Regions from separate parts of the Homo sapiens genome. Here region 1 is linked to region 2. The links are chromatin loops, found by intact Hi-C in ENCODE. Cell type or tissue: PC-9. All regions are shown on one strand. Each heading gives the region's core, and the rest is flanking DNA. Links, peaks and the distances in the headings are about the cores only.

Evidence for each region. Peaks named below come from ENCODE experiments on the same cell type or tissue, not always from the same donor. Only the 100,000 strongest peaks of a DNase experiment are listed, where the experiment ranks them.
Region 1: a loop joins it to region 2, with 6 times the contacts of the local background. A loop is called at or near these places in 1 of 110 quality-filtered maps.

What each region holds. Positions count from the first base shown.
Region 1 is chr7:132,112,150-132,120,483 of GRCh38, forward strand. No RefSeq gene overlaps it. Among named protein-coding and RNA genes, the nearest start is that of PLXNA4-AS2, 140 kb to the right of the region's middle. RefSeq lists an enhancer at 1,846-2,346. In PC-9, for the core only: no CTCF peak of the experiment used is centred there; DNase peaks (open chromatin) are centred at 4,412 and 5,232; H3K27ac peaks cover 3,130 bases.
Region 2 is chr7:132,024,767-132,033,100 of GRCh38, forward strand. No RefSeq gene overlaps it. Among named protein-coding and RNA genes, the nearest start is that of PLXNA4-AS2, 230 kb to the right of the region's middle. In PC-9, for the core only: no CTCF peak of the experiment used is centred there; DNase peaks (open chromatin) are centred at 3,945 and 6,345; H3K27ac peaks cover 3,211 bases.

The sequences.
Region 1 (8,334 bases), core at 284-8,283, 88 kb after region 2:
GAATTGTGGCACAGTGCAAGCTCACTGAGGTCCCCTCTGAGTGACCTCTGTCCTATGCCACCAGATGCTCTGCAGATTCCTGGCTGCTGGGGAGGACTTCCAGGCGTGACCAAGCCTCTGCAGCTGCTTCCCTCATACACATTTGCTCAAGTCAAGTGCAGACATTTCTGTAGCTTGTCAGAGGCCCCTAGAGAAGCCTCGCCTTCCACCTTGAGGCATCCTTGGGTACAGGCCCCAGCTGGACAATGTCAGAAGGCTTGGTCCTGGATGTGACTCCAGACTAGAGCTATTCAAAGGATGGTCCAGGGCCTGGAGCCTGTCTACACACTGGTGCTGATCTATGATAATTTGGTACAAAAATGGAGAGCAATTTTGAAAACTTTTGTGGCAGTTTTAATGAGTAATCTTACGTCTATTAAATTTATCACAATAAAACGGGGCTTGAATGTTGTATATCTTTTTTCCATTTCATTTCTAATTTGTTTTCATTGCATTTTACAAAAACATTGAACTGTGATGAATTGGAAATGTCTACGAAGAGAAACTGATCCTTCTTCACAGGAGTTCCTGGAGCATTGTCTTTGGCCCAGCAAAGGGTGTGTCCTAAAAGAGCCTGCAAGAGAGCTCGGGTGGGGCCTGTCATAAGTCAGGGGCTGCTGCTGCCTGCACTTGGTAATTTTTAGAGACTTGGAGCAAAGCAGCCTAATTGTAGTTTCCATGGTTACCAGCCACCACTGAGGAGAACGTGAGCAGATCTTAAAGGGAAAATCCGTGCACAGGCAGAAGTCAGGAAGCAGGGAGGGAGGGGAGGAAGAGACAGGTCCCAGAGAGGGTCTGGGCTACAGGGTGGCCTCTACTCACTTAGCTGCAGTCCTAGTCATTGTCTCTATCCCAGGGCAGAGGTCCTCAGGCTGCAGTAATGGTGCGTCACCATAGTAGCCTCCCATGAAGTGCACCTAGCAGGCTGAGAAGGGGCCTTCGGCACAGTTGGTAGGATGATTACCATTCAGAGGTCCCACTCTCTGGCCCCATTCCAGTGCGAGCTCCAAGAATTTTCACTTCTTTCTCCTTCCATGAAACCCCTGACTATGGGCCTCCACCCAAAGCAAAGCCAGAGAAAAGGGGAAAATGGCAGGAAAGTGTCTATACCAGCCCTACCACCATTGATCCTCAAGCTTGGGGCTTGGATGCACCCAGCAAGCCTGTGTGTCTCTTTCATCTATTGAGGCCAATGCTGTGGACCACCCAGCTGCCTCACGTGATCACTCATTGGCTCTCTCCTTCATGCTTTATTCAACAAATACTTCTGCTTGGGGCAAGATAATACAGCAGAGCCCAACCAGGCAACATCCCCACAATTGTGGAGCTTATTATGGAGCTTATTATATTCCAATGCGAGAGACTGGCATTAAAAGCGTAGACGGAAGCTATAATGTCAGGTAATAAACGTTATGTTCCATTGGCCTCAGGGTGGTGTGTTGGGCCAGGCGGGGCCTTGTTGAGGGTGACCACAGTCACACATGGTCTTTGGCATGTGAAGGGCAGAAATATGGCCACGAGAAGGAACCTGGGCTTGGCAATACAGCTCACAGGATCTGCAGAGAGCGCCACTTAAGTGGAGCCCGGCAAATGCTTGTCAACTAATGACGCAGAAATCAAAGCTGCGTTAATCCCTCTTGGCTCATATCTGCATGTCCCAGAACCCCCAGAGAGGCCCTCCATATCCACTTGGTTTCAGGCATGACTTGGGTTTCCACAGCCATCTCAAAAGTGGTGTGATGGGTGATTCCACCAGGGGGGCCACCCTGGGGTTCAGCCACTAGACGACGCTGTTGCAGCTCTTTAGCTCTGAAGAAGGAAACCAGAGACCAGGAGAAAGAACGATGCGGCTTTATGAAAATATTTGGATTATGTGAAATAAGAAGCAGTCCCACCTCAGAATTATGGGCTCATAAATCACTCTGAGGAGAAAAGGGGTCGGGGGACCGGGGAGACTTGGGACATGAGTTTACGATCTCTCCAGAAGCCCTTGATGGAATTACAGCCTCATAACTCACTGGGGCCTGCTCCTTCCTCCAGCCTGGCCTCAGCTGTCATGCAGGGCCCCCAGGGAAGGCCAATCTGGGCGCCAGCAATGAGAGGCTGACCTGGCAGAGGCCTCCGGGGAGCATGAAGAGGGAGTCCGAGGCGATGTTTTTGAGCTGGGTACAGGCAGCCAGGCCTCAGTGTTAGGGATTCTGTGAGGCTTGTCAGAGAGACAAGGAGCTGAGGCTGAAGAGGTGAGCTGAGCTGCTGGACACAAACACCAGACAGAAGGCTTGTGTGAGCGTCACATTCCACGGGGTGCTGTGGAACTGCACAGCAAGGACACACTGGACCCCTCCTGGGTGGGGTGGGGTAGCAGGAAGACACCTGGCTACTGCTTCCTTATCAGGGCCGTGTCTCTAGTTTGCCGCTTTACAAAATGGTGACCACCAGCCTCTCCTCAGGGAGCTGACAGATACTCTCGAGGCCTCAGAAGAGCTCACAGCCTGAGGGCAAACCATTCGCTGAAGGAGCTGGGGTCTTCCTGCAGGTGGGGAAGATACGCCCGTGGCCAGAGGAGAGGTTTGCTACCGATATGCCCACCTCCCAGCTAGCCCTAGCTGTGGCCTCTGGCATGTCCAGGATGAAGAAAAGGCCACAGGAAGTGGGTTTCTAATGGCAAGTCAATGAGGCGCTGTTTAAAAGAGCTGCCTTTTGTGAGGAGCGCTGACTGTGAGTCGGGCATGGTGCACTTCATCATGCTGAATCCCCACAACTTGCTCACAAATTATTTCCATTTCACAGATAGGGGAGTGAGGCAAAGCGATCAAAATAAACTTCTCCAGTCACACACACATGCTAAGTACCGTACTGGAGATTTAAATCCAGATCCCTCTGTATCTACAGTGCATCCCACAAGCATGGCTGCCTGGTGCCCCATCCTGCGCATGGCAGTCCCTAAATCTGCTGGCTGAATCCCATCAATTTCTATTCTTCTCTCCCTGCTGTAGCTTGCAGTTGCAACCCAATGCCTACGCTAGTCACTTTCTCTACAATGTCCTTTGCTATTGTCAGAGGTGTTTGAACCAGAGCAACTCCATCTTGAACAGGGGCTGGGTAAAATGAGGCTGAGACTTACCAGGCTGCATTCCCAGACAGTTAAGGCATTCTAAGTCACAGGATGAGATAGGAGGTCAGCACAAAATACAGGTCATAAAGACCTTGCCGATAAAACAGATTGCAGTAAAGAAGCCGGCTAAAACCCACCAAAACCAAGGTGGCCACGAGGGTGACCTCTGGTCGCCCTCACTGCTACACTCCCATCAGCACCATGACAGTTTACAAATGCCATGGCAACGTCAGGAAGTTACCCTATATGGTCTGAAAGGGGGAGGCATCAATAATCCACTCCTTGTTTAGCATATCATCAAGAAATAACCATAAAAATCGGCAAACAGCAGCCCTCAGGGCTGCTCTGTCTTTGGAGTAGCCATTCTTTATTCTTTTACTTTCCTAATAAACTTGCTTTCACTATAGGGATTTGCCCTGAATGCTTTCTTGCACAAGATCCAAGAACCCTATCTTGGGGTGTGGATTGGGACCCCTTTCCAGTAACACTATTATGATAATCTATCCATCAGTAAGAGAGAGAGAGAGAAATAGAGACAGAGAGAGAGACTTGTTCAGTGTTTGTCGTAGTTCAGCACAGTCATTAAGTGTGTAGGTTTTGGAATCAGAGAAACCTGGGCTTACATCCCCGCTCTTTGATCTCTATCACTTTCCATTTGTCCAATTACTGTTTTAAGCCTCAGTATATTTATCTATAAAATGGGTATAATAATGGTAACTATAGACTAGAACTGGATCCTGAGAATTGAATGCCAGTAATGTATGTGAGTGACACAGACATCATTTCTCTGAGGAAATCCCTTCATGTCCTGGGAGGTGATGACTCTTGGGCATGGGTTATTGGAAATCAGGGTTTACAATCCCACTCAGCACTTGTATTGTCTTCTTTATCTCTTCCAAGTATCTTAACATCCCATTTTCTAAGGGACCTAATTTTTTTTTAATTGATAGACTACAGCAGACTAAGATCACTTAGGAAAACTTGCCTTCAGTATCAGCTTGATTTTATTACATGATCTTCTTTACATACCTGGTCCTGTGGTCCAGTGCTATAAAGAAAACAATGGTCGATGACGTTTGGTTGGGCAGGCCTATCCATTTATATATTTGGAACCTAGGTGATGAGGGGGCTGCAGAGATAAATGAGTAAGCTGCACTTTTGCAAGGGAGGGTGGGTCTCTGAAAGCTCTCCTAAGGTTCAAATACTGATGGCCCGAGGCTGTTGATCTTATCTAGTTCAGGAGATGTTTTTCCATAAAGTAAATCATGATTCACTGCATGAATTCCTATGCACTGAATATTGTAGAAAGAACTGATGACCCTGAAAAACTGGAAATGTTAACCCTCTTCCTAGATGGGCTAGGTGTCATCCTGCCAAGAGACAGAGAAGGAGATTCTAAGTCAAGAAAAAGCTCATTAAGTACAGATATTTCCTCATGTTGTGCATGGAGACCTTGAATCACAGTCAGACCAGCCCTAACATTTGCAGAGCTGCAGAGGGTGAGGGTATGAATGGAGGCCTAGACATCAAATGCTTATATTTAAATAAACTTTGTTCCATCCTTGTACCTTGGCAAATATACCTTCAAAGCAATAAAATTAGTGGGGCAGGGGGAGTGAAATCTATGCCTTATACATGACTGAAAGTTGGTAAAAATATAAATAACTGGATTTCATAATTATTTCAACCCTGCAGGAGTTTTGTTAATGGGCTGACATGTTTGAATGAGTAATAAAGACATACACAGTTCATGTAAAACTTGAGCATTTATCTAATTACTGTGTATCCAGCATTGAGTTCAGAATCAAAGAAATAGAAGACCTGGTCTATTTCTGAGTTAAGGAGACAGGACATAAAAAGGTGAAATTATTAGGGGATAAAATTATTACATACATATCAGCATTGATTCTATTAAAATAAAGTGCTAAGTGGTGCATTACTGGCAATGAAAGGCTAAGGCCACCCAAGATAAGGTGCTAATTAGATGGCAAAGCCGAGAAAGGCAGACAGTGCTGGGAAAGGTTAAATAGTATCACATCCCACCCCAGAAGTCATGTGTGAATTTGATGAGTCACAGAACCAATGGGCTTGTCCAGCCCTCACCAGCATCCATGACTCAGGGTCACCTCGACATCCTTTACTTATCTCCCATATGTCATAACTTTCAAGGTGGAACAAAAACTTGGCTTTGTTGTGAATAATGGAAAGGAGGAGAAAAGGCAATCACTGTAGCCGGTGATGAAAATAGTGGAAAAATGAGGAGGTAGAAGAAAAGAACTGGGGACTCCTAACAAAAAAAAAAAAAAAAAACCCAAAACAATAGTTTTTGAAATGACTTTAATCTTACTGATCTAGAATGAAGGGTTTTAAAGGATCACATATTGTATTGTAGACTTCCTTGCACTCGGCCGCATACCCTCTTGACCCACCTTTCCACCCCAGCTGTTGCCACAGCAACCAGGTGGCATGCACGTGGAGCCTGATAGTGTCTGCTTCAGGGACACTGCGCTCCCCTTGCCTCTTCCCCCGGGGCTCCTCTGCTTCTACATGGAGGGCAGGGGGTGCCTGGGGGAAACCACTCAGCTTTTCCAACTCACTTGCAAACTTAGAAGTGTGAGGAATAAACAGCCCACGGCAAACTTTCTGCAGTGGGGAGTGGGAGCCAGTGGATGGTTTCTGAGGTGGCTTCTACATTACTAGAGGGTCCAAGAGGGGTCAGAGTCCTGGTCCCCCACAGCGAGGGCCAGCTTGAAAATATCCCCTTGAACTGGCTTGTCCTCACTTCCCTACCTTCCACTCCTGTTCCTCAGGACTGCTTCCCAAAATAAGCCCCCTGCTCACAACCCCTTGTCTCACTTCTGCTTTTAGGGGGAACTCAGGCCCTTATAAATTTTAGTTATCTATTTTTGTACTCTTTGGAAAGCTGTGTTCTATCTACATGTGTATTTCAAGACTTGGGCAGTTGAGAAATTCTTGTACCTACTTTACCCGTTCATTTAAAAAACATTTATAGGGCAACTACTATGTGCTTGGAGTTGTCCCATCAGCAAGGGTTAGAGAGATCATATGTAGAGTTTTCAGAAGCCTGCTACCCAATAGTAAAAGCTACCATCTGTCACAAACTTACAGGATGGCAGGACCTGCTCTAAGTGCTTTGTAATCCTTGCCTCACTTGATCCTCACGAGAGCTGTATGAGGATACCCTCAGCAGCCCTGCATTATTATTCTCATCTTTACAGGTGAGGAAGCCACGATTTAGAGACAGTTGGGAACTCCAGGTAAAAGCTGGCCAGAGAAGGGCAGAGTTTGAACCAGGCCGTGGTCTTCACCATCACACTGTGTAGAGAGTATGTTCCAGATACAAAAGGAGGATGGAGAACGGGTCCTAGGGGTAGAAGTCCTAGCTGTCTGCCCAGGGGGGCTGCTCTCACAGCTCTGAGTCAGTGGCATCTCCACCCTGCCTTGCCCACAGAAATTCACAAAACAGCAGGCAAACCAAAGCAGAAGGAAGGATTGGCAGGGTACTGTGGAGTTGGGGCAGTTCAGCACAGCCAATGCCCTTTTTTGTTAAGGAAACAGGATGTTTCCTATGGTGAGGGATGTGATCCTAATGAATCAGGGGGAGCACACATCCCTACTGACCTGCCAGCCACCTCTCCCAGGGCCTCTGTTTCTTTCTCCCCCAAGCCCTGCCTCTGAATTGCTGGAGTTTGGAGAGGCTTAAGTAGGTAATGAGCAGGAACTTGGAAGGTGAGTGATATAGTGGCTGGTCTGGTCTGGACTTGGATGTGGAGTAGGGATAAGAAGGACCTCTCTTCTGCGTGTAGGTGCATGAGGAGCATGACTTCTTCCTCTCCTGCATCTTAGAGGGATCATCAAGCCTTCATTAGAATCAGCCAGCATCCTTCTAGGCATCACAAGAAGCTGTCGTTTATGGCTTCGAAGGGAGCTGCTATCTTGATCAAGGACCAGTGCTGAGAATATGGTGTGTATCCCCTGAGGATGAGTTCTCTGCTTTCCTGGTAAATTGATCATTGATCAAAACCAAGGCATATAGAAAACTACAGGTTATATTTTTAAACAACCTTGGTTGCATTCATTCCTAGATAATAAATAGTTTCTCCCAGGGCACTGTGGGATGTGAATGCCATGACTTTCACTTGGGCCTGAAAACTCTTCACCACAGCAGGTGGTGTGGGAACCAGGCAGCACATGCCTGGCACAGAGTTAGCAAAAGGCAGGTCCTTACTCTCACCCTTTAAATCCTCCCCATTTCTCTCCTCTGATACTTCCCCTCCTTATACTTCCTTCTGTCCTAACTCTGTAGATTTGCACTGCCTTTTTTCCACCTCTGCTTCTTTTTAGTCTTTGCTTTCTTCCCTAATCTGTCCCAAAGCTAGTTCAGGAAAATTAGGACCTTCCACAAAATGATTCATATTGAGTGTAAATAGTCAATAGTGTATTTTTTAAAGAAGGCTTTCGGCCAAAAGAATACTTCTTTGTAGGTGAAATATGATATTTCATACATTAATTATGAACTGAGGGGCCACCTGTTAGGTTAAATCCCTTGTACCTTATAGCAGTCAGGATAGTCTTGGCTATGCAGCAGTAACAAACAGCCTCATACCTTAGTGACTTAAAGCAGCAAAGTTTTATTTTTTACTCATACTACACAACCATGGTGTCATCTGGTGGCTCTGCTCTGTGCTGTCATTGATCTCACTCTGTGATTCAGGCTGCTGCTCTCTGGAGCATTACAAGTGACTACACCACTAGCACTCATATTCCATCGGCCCAAACCAAGTTGCTGGGCCAGCTGAACTTTATTGGGGTGGGGAACTGTACTGCTCCTTCAGGAAGGGGAAATAGATATTGTTGAACTGTGATATGACCTACCAGATATTCCTATGCCTGGGACTAACCTCCTCTGCCTGGGTCCAACATCATTCATGAGCCTTGGCTCTAGTGCATACCCTCAGCAGCCCTGCAGGCTCTGGCTCAGCGTCCACGGTAGGAGTTCTGCTAAGAGAAAAGCGAGGCAGGTTTAGAGAAAGTGATGGTGCAGAAGTGACCTGCATCTGCCTCCATTTACTCTGCTCAGCTAGGAGCAGCTCTGCTAACCCAGGGAGAGGTTTCCACTACAACACCATCTCTCTTTACCTGTAAAAGATAGCCATTAG
Region 2 (8,334 bases), core at 74-8,073:
AGGACCAGGAAGAGTTATCAAGCTGATGAAGAGAGGAGGAAGGGGACTCTGGAGGCAGTTGCAATAGCATCTGTGATGACATGAAGTGAAAGGGAGCTTGCACATGCTCTGAGGAAACACCAGCAGTCCTGTGTGGCTGTGGCATGGGACACACTTGGGCTAAGGTTGTCGGTGGGGATGGAGGAAAGGAGATGGATTTGAAGGAAACCAAGCAATGAAAACCATAGACTTGGGGATTGACTGTTTCAGTGTGGTGTGTCACATGTCCGACATGGTGATCAAGTGGGGCCGTCCTCAGAGATGAGGAGTAGAGGAGGAAAAAGGAGGGCTTAGGCTGCGTGGAAGGGACAATTTAACACCTGTAGGGATTGACATCCAGATACCAGGCAGGGTAGAGCCTCTCCCTTTTCTCTCTTGCTGGTAACTCCCATCTCCATGAGTGGGCACCATCTGTGTCCGGCCAAGACTCCCATTTGGGGCTCTACTCACCTCTATTCTAAGCGGTAGCATCCCTCCTGTTGGACTTACAGGATGGGCTGCCTGGTGGTATTTGAAGAAATCTGATTTCATGCCGTAAGGACTCTTGTTTCTAGTGGCCTGGCCTTTTAAATTTTTCAAAATTTTAATTTAATTTTATTTTGTTATTTTTTAGAGATGGTCTTGCTCCGCCTCCCAAGCTAGAGTGCAGTGGTACAATTGTGGCTCACTGCAACCTCAAACTCCTGGGCTCAAGCAATCCTCCTGCCTCAGTCTCTCAAGTAGCTGGGACTACAGGTGCCCACTGCTACAACTGAGGGATTTTTTTTTTTTTTTTGGAGAGACAGAGTGTCATTACATCGCGTAGGCTGGTCTCAAACTTCTAGCATCAAGCAATCCTCCTGCTTTGGCCTGGATTACAGGTGTGAGGGGATTACAGGTATGAGCCACCACACCTGGCCCACTGGTATGATCTGTGACAGCTATTTTCAAGTGCTAGTCTTTAGGTGGATGAATGGTACAGCAGTTTTCAAACTGTGTTCCTCAGCGACCTGGGTTTCTGGGTTTAGAGAGTGCTCAGAAGAGGACTGAGGGTAGAGAAAGATGAGGATGGAGGAGGTGGGGGCAGAGTGGAGATGCAGGATAGGCTCTGGCCCTTCAGAGAACCCACTGCTAAGGCTCTTTTAAAAAGTTGTTTTAAAGAAAAAGACATTTGTGGATAAGTGATGACTAGGCCTAAGAGATCTTTATAACCTGGTAAGGAATCTAGCATGAAATTTTCAGCAGAGGGGGCTGGGAAGGGAGGGACAAGTTGGGATGAATCCACTGAGAAACGAGTTAAGGAGCTTAACGCACTGCAAACCAGCAGCCAGAGCGGGTCTGGTTTATGTGAAGTACTCGGAGGGGCAGAAGAGGAATTAACTATAGGGCTGTGTAGAGCTGGGGTAGGGAAAATAGAGAAATAACTTAATGTAGAGATGGCAAACCGAAGTCTGCATATGGAAACTGGAACCACAGATATGTTTTATTTGACTATCACATTGTTTTTTTTTTTAAATTTTGAATTATTTGCCAGCATTTAAAATGCAGGAGACATAACCAAGAATTTTGATTTCAGACTTCTGAAAAAATAAATCCAGACCTGACCACACGGGACTGATGTTCCCACAAGGCAGCAGTCAGCTGGAGCTGACTTTCAGGCAGGCACGAGCTTTCTGGGGTGCCCCTCTCATTTCCCCTGCACCTGCTTTGCTCACTGATGGTACTTAACTGGGTGCTGGCAGCTTCTGAGTCAAGGCACCTCCCATGAGTCAAGCAAACCAGGGGTCTGGGGCTCACTCCTTTCCTAACCCTGAAAACTTTTGCAGCACAAAATGATTGTTTTCTTTCCCTTTCCTGCCCCAAACACTTTTACTTAAACTGAATTCCTAACTATTCCTTCTACCATCCTCCTTGCTACCAGATGCATGGATGTAGTTGGCCATTCTGGGTTAGGAAGCCAGCCATGGGCCACTATATGGGTGACTGTAAAACTGCAGCTATGACTAATGTCATGAAAGTGAAGTTAGCTAGAGCTCATGGCAGACAGCCTTGCCCTAGTCAAGAAGACGAGGGCAGGTTTCTCTGCGATCTGATGGATGAGAAAGTGTTAGCAATGTAAAGATGGAAATAAGGAGTGATGCAGGTAGAGGCAAAGACAAGGTAGAGAGATACTAGGGAGAGAGGATGAAGATAGATGAGTGGGATGCAATGGAATTAGCCCAGGAGAAAGATACTAGTAGGGATTAGAACAATGGCAGGGGCTGGATTTAAGGGAATTTTAGGAAGTGAATAGATAGCACCAAGGGATGGAAGAGTGAGAAGGAATGGGGAGAGGGCTGTGAAGTCATGTGCCCTTGGTTTCTGGCTTCTGTCACTGGGCCGAGTTGGTGGCATTCATGGAGATGTGCAGACCTAGGAAAGCATGTGCAAGGAGTGATCATGAGTCCGTCCTTTCTGAGTTTGAGGAGACTTTGCAGCAGCTAAGAGGAGTTGACAAATAGACAGTTGGATACACAAGTCTAGAGCTCAGAGAAGACAGCTCTCTAAAAAGAGCTGTCTGCTAAAAATTCACTGGTCTGATGGTTGGCCACATACGGAGTACTTTGTACTCTCTGGTCTGAACAACTGTATCATCAATTCTTTCATTGATTAATTCAACAATTATTGATTAGACACCAGCGACCATGGCAGCAGATCCAGGTAGTCTGCTAGGTGCTGGCTCTATAGCAGTGAATAAACAGGTGCTATTCCTCCCGTCAAGGAACCAAGACAATGAGCTTTGCAGAAAGCGGGGACGTGATTTGATTCTCTCATCTCTACCTTCCTGCTTTATTGAATGGGTTATTAAAGGTGGGTTGGGTCTTTTACCTATTTCCCCCTCCCATGGATTGTGGTAAACAATTTAGAGCAGATTTACTTGTGTTTTCAGACTTCACAGCTACCTTTAGATAAGATTTCAAAACTGTCTGCTGTTACTACTTTGATAGTGATCCACTTAGTATATTCATCTCTAGACTTTGAATCTGGAGCTCTAAATTCTCTGAGACCAGGAACCAGACCTTGAATGCCTTCCTGCTTAAAGTGTTAGAGCTGATCTCTTAGGCCCTGAATGAAGTATTTCAAATACTCTGAAACTTATCCTTTGTCAATACTCATAGCCAGAAGAAAGTAAATTAATCATGAACATCGATTTGCTCATCTGTCTCTTTCTCTAGACTTTAAATATCTTGAGGGAGAGACCATTTATTCAACCTTGTATCTTCAGTTTCTAGTAAAGTGCATGGCACACAATAGGAAATTAATGAATATATATGCCGAACGAATAAATGAACATGGGACATCTTTTAATGATTTTCTTGTTCTCTAGTTAATTCTTATTTAACCTTGTGTGTGTTTTTTTTTCTCATCTCCTCAACTCTGAATTAAGTTGCTATAGGTAAGAACTTTGGTGGTTCCGTGATGTTGGGCTCGCACTGGATGCTCACTACATATTTGTTGATTGATTGCTTAGAGTTAGAAAGACTTTGACCCTCTACTCTGTCTTCTTCAGCTGTAATGACATCATCAGTTAGTTTTTACCATTTTCCCAGCTTGCAGTAGCAAACCAAGTCACTTAAATACTTACTACATCTAGGGACTATAGTGAAACTTTGGATTGGAGGGCTCTGAAGCAGAGATGCTTAGAACACTTTTGCTCCCACAGATAAGCACTTTCTCTCTCTCTTTTCAGCATCTTAGGAGCTAGGTACTATTATTATTCTTAATTTACAATATAAGATAACTGAAGCACAAGAGGTTGGGCAACTTGCCCAATCAGAATCGCCTGGAGCCTAGGACTTTTCCTGAACTCTGTTGCAGATTGCATTGTGATTTAGAGATGGGCCGTGGCCCCACAGTCTGCTTTAGCAAGCCCTCAAGGAGATTCTGATGCAGGTGGCACCATGAGTCACTGTGCCGTCATTGACATGGAAAACAATTACCTGGAGACTTAGACTGACTGTGTCTCATCTCATCGCCATGTTCCTTTCACTGACCCCTGAGGGATGAGGGATATGACCCTTTCCCACTCAATGTCTCTCAAGTCCTGTAAACCTAGAACGAAGCTATACTGAGGGTACCTCCAACAGGTTTTGACATGAGTCCCTTTGATAAATTGGGAAACTGCTAAAAACCTCATAAACAAGGGCTCCAATCACCCTGCATCAGCCTAGTGAATGAGATTATCTTTTCCTCTCCATATAACCACCTTAGAAATAAAATAAATGAAATTGAAAGAGGAAATTGTGGCCAAGTGCTGAGGCAGGTGGAACACCTGACATCAGGAGTTCGAGACCAGCCTGACCAACATGGTGAAACCCTGTCTCTACTGAAAAATACAAAAATTAGCTGAGCATGGTGTTGGGCGCCTGTAATCCCAGCTACTCGGGAGGCTGAAGCAGGAGAATTGCTTGAACCTGGGAGGCGGAGGTTGCGGTGAGCTCAGATTGCACCATTGCACTCCAGCCTGGGCAACAGAGCAAGACTCCATCTCAAAAAAAAAAAAAAAAAAAAAAAAAAAAAAAAAAAAAAAAAAAAGGAAATCATGAAAGGAGCCCACTTCCACTCAGATAGGGTGGTGTGCAGAGGTTAGAATTCATGAGGACCATATGATGATATGCTGGTCCAGGTGACCAGGAAAGAGGTTGGAGGAAAGGCATCTCAGTCCTATTAGAGGTCTAGGGTCCTGTCCCAGTGGGAGAAATCGCAGGGCCTTTGGAGAGAAACAGCTCAGACACCAGTGCTAAATAGACCTGGCTCAAGTTCTGGCTCATTGGCCGTATGGCCCTAGGCCAGTGACTTAACACCTCTAGCCTCAGTTTCTTTATCTCTAAAGTGAGAATAATAATACTTACTCTGCTGTATAGTGTATGGATTAGAGACAACAAGGTCACCTTGCTCAACATAGAGTCAGCCCTGAACCTATTAGCAAGGTCTGAGGTTTCCAAGGGTTTTCAAGGGCATGGCTGGGAAGAAGTTGGCATTCAGCCTTCCCATCACCTAGCATCGAAAATCCTCCTTGGGAAGCCCAGGGGAGAGTTCTGGCTCAAACACTGACTCACCAAGTGGGAATAAATACTTACGAGAGTCAGGCAATCTCCCCAGATTTCTTCCCTACCCTTTGGCTCTACTCCCCTCTTTTCATAGTTGACATTTAACGATATTCTGCGGAGAGGGGCTCAGCATTTAAAAAGATTCAATGGAAGGATCCAGAAGCAGGGAACCTGGGAGAACTTTTTAGCTGATGTTAAAAGTGCAAGATGAAAAGTGCTTTCGAGCCTGAAATTGAGTAACTATTGAGATTTGCTTCTGAGCCTGTGATTTGGTGTTGGCATATTTATAGGAGACCCTGGACTATTGAAGGGTGTGCAGGCTGGGCCACTTGCCAAGAAAGCCCTGGCTCAGTTCCTTCTGGAGCCTGCCAAGTTTTTGCTGCCCTAGGTTGTAGCCTTGAAGCTGAGGGACTTTCAGAGGCCCCAAGATAGCCCTAGGAAAAGAATGTCAAAAGCAATAGCAACGACTATCTAGCAAAGCATTGTGATAAATGCATTATCTTATCTTCACAGCCATCCTATGAATTAGATAGTATGGTGGTATCTTATATTAATTAAACAGCACTGGGAAGCAGAGTGCATAATAATGAGTCCTGATTTTTACTCACTGTGTAAACTTGGCAAGTTATTACCCTCTCAAAGCCTCGGTTTCCTCACCTGAAAAATGGGGATAGATGTATCTATCTCATAAAATTATTTATTTGAGATTTTCCAGATAAAGCAGGTAGCCAATATCAAGCATATGGTATAACACTCAGTAAATATTAGGCATTGTTATCTCTATTTTATAGATGCAGACACTGAAGCTTTAATGAAGTCAGTGGTGTGCCCAAAGTCACCTAGGCAGGGAGAGCAGGAGCCAGAACTCAAACTCAAGTATGTTTGACTGTGATGCCTTTGTTCTTAATCACTGGGTATGCTGCCTGAGCTGAAAAATTTCTGCAGGAGGTTTTGCTCAGTGGGAATTATAGCAGAGGTTTGGATTATGGTCTCTTTTTAAATTCTTAAAGAAGCAAGAACATCTAGACTAGAAGCATGGAGGAGAGAGGGTGCTGGAGCAGCCAGGCTGTGCTAGGAGAGTGGCTGTCCATGAGGATGTGTTTTCAGTGTTGGGCATGGTTGTTCTCTGCTCTGGGTCATTCTAGGTGGGCAGCCACCCAGAGAGGATGTGTTGTCAGTGTACTCCCTTCATTTTGACTTGCTCCATAACCATAATCTTAGGAAAGGGTGTCAGAAAGGATTAGATTTAGTATCACTGTATTGGAATGTGGAATTTCCAGTTTCAGGTGAAAGAGGCTATACCGGAAGGAGGTACTTTTTCTCTGTCCATCAGCCTGCCTCGCTCTTTCTCCTTTCCCTCTTCTACTGTCTCTCTCTTTCTCTCTCTCCCTGCCTCTTATTCTTGCTGTTTCTCAGAATGCCTATGAAAAAAAACAGCTAGTCCACAGCCTGGTGTCTTAGATGCCAATTCTTGGAGCAGTGGATTGCAACTAGATCTGTGCTTCTCAAACTCTCTTGGATGATGGGACAGAGTTTTTCTTTTCTTTTTTTTTTATTACTATTATACTTTAAGTTTTAGGGTACATGTGCACAATGTGCAGGTTAGTTACATATGTATACATGTGCCATGCTGGTGTGCTGCACCCATTAACTCATCAATTAGCATTAGGTATATCTCCTAAAGCTATCCCTCCCCCCTCCCCCCACCCCACAACAGTCCCCAGAGTGTGATGTTCCCCTTCCTGTGTCCATGTGTTCTCATTGTTCAATTCCTACCTATGAGTGAGAATATGTGGTGTTTGGTTTTTTGTCCTTCTGATAGTTTACTGAGAATGATGATTTCCAATTTCATCCATGTCCCTACAAAGGACATGAACTCATCATTTTTTATGGCTGCATAGTATTCCATCGTATATATGTGCCACATTTTCTTAATCCAGTCTATCATTGTTGGGCATTTGGGTTGGTTCCAAGTCTTTGCTATTGTGAATAGTGCCACAATAAACATATGTGTGCATGTGTCTTTATAGCAGCATGATTTATAGTCCTTTGGGTATATACCCAGTAATGGGATGGCTGGGTCAAATGGTATTTCTAGTTCTAGATCCCTGAGGAATAGCCACACTGACTTTCACAATGGTTGAACTAGTTTACAGTCCCACCAACAGTGTAAAAGTGTTCCTATTTCTCCACATCCTCTCCAGCACCTGTTGTTTCCTGACTTTTTAATGATTGCCATTCTAACTGGTGTGAGATGGTATCTCATTGTGGTTTTGATTTGCATTTCTCTGATGGCCTGTGATGAAGAGCATTTTTTCATGTGTTTTTTGGCTGCATAAATGCCTTCTTTTGAGAAGTGTCTGTTCATGTCCTTTGCCCACTTTTTGATGGGGTTGTTTGTTTTTTTCTTGTAAATTTGTTTGAGTTCATTGTAGATTCTGGATATTAGCCCTTTGTCAGATGAGTAGATTGCAAAAATTTTCTCCCATTCTGTAGGTTGCCTGTTCACTCTGATGGTAGTTTCTTTTGCTGTGCAGAATCTCTTTAGTTTAATTAGATTCCATTTGTCAATTTTGGCTTTTGTTGCCATTGTTTTTGGTGTTTTAGACATGAAGTCCTTGCCCATGCCTATGTCCTGAATGGTATTGCCTAGGTTTTCTTCTAGGGTTTTTATGGTTTTAGGTCTAACATGTAAGTCTTTAATCCATCTTGAATTAATTTTTGTATAAAGTGTAAGGAAGGGATCCAGTTTCAGCTTTCTACATATGGCTAGCCAGTTTTCCCAGCACCATTTATTAAATAGGGAATCCTTTCCCCATTTCTTGTTTTTGTCAGTTTTGTCAAAGATCAGATAGTTGTAGATATGCGGTGTTATTTCTGAGGACTCTGTTCTGTTCTGTTCCATTGATCTGTATCTCTGTTTTGGTACCAGTGCCATGCTGTTTTGGTTACTGTAGCCTTGTAGCATAGTTTGAAGTCAGGTAGCATGATGCCTCCAGCTTTGTTCTTCTGGCTTAGGATTGACTTGGTGATGCGGGCTCTTTTTTGGTTCCATAGAACTTTAAAGTAGTTTTTTCCAATTCTGTGAAGAAAGTCATTGGTAGCTTGATGGGGATGGCATTGAATCTATAAATTACCTTGGGCAGTATGGCCATTTTCACGATATTGATTATTCCTACCCATGAGCATGGAATGTTCTTCCATTTCTTTGTATCCTCTTTTATTT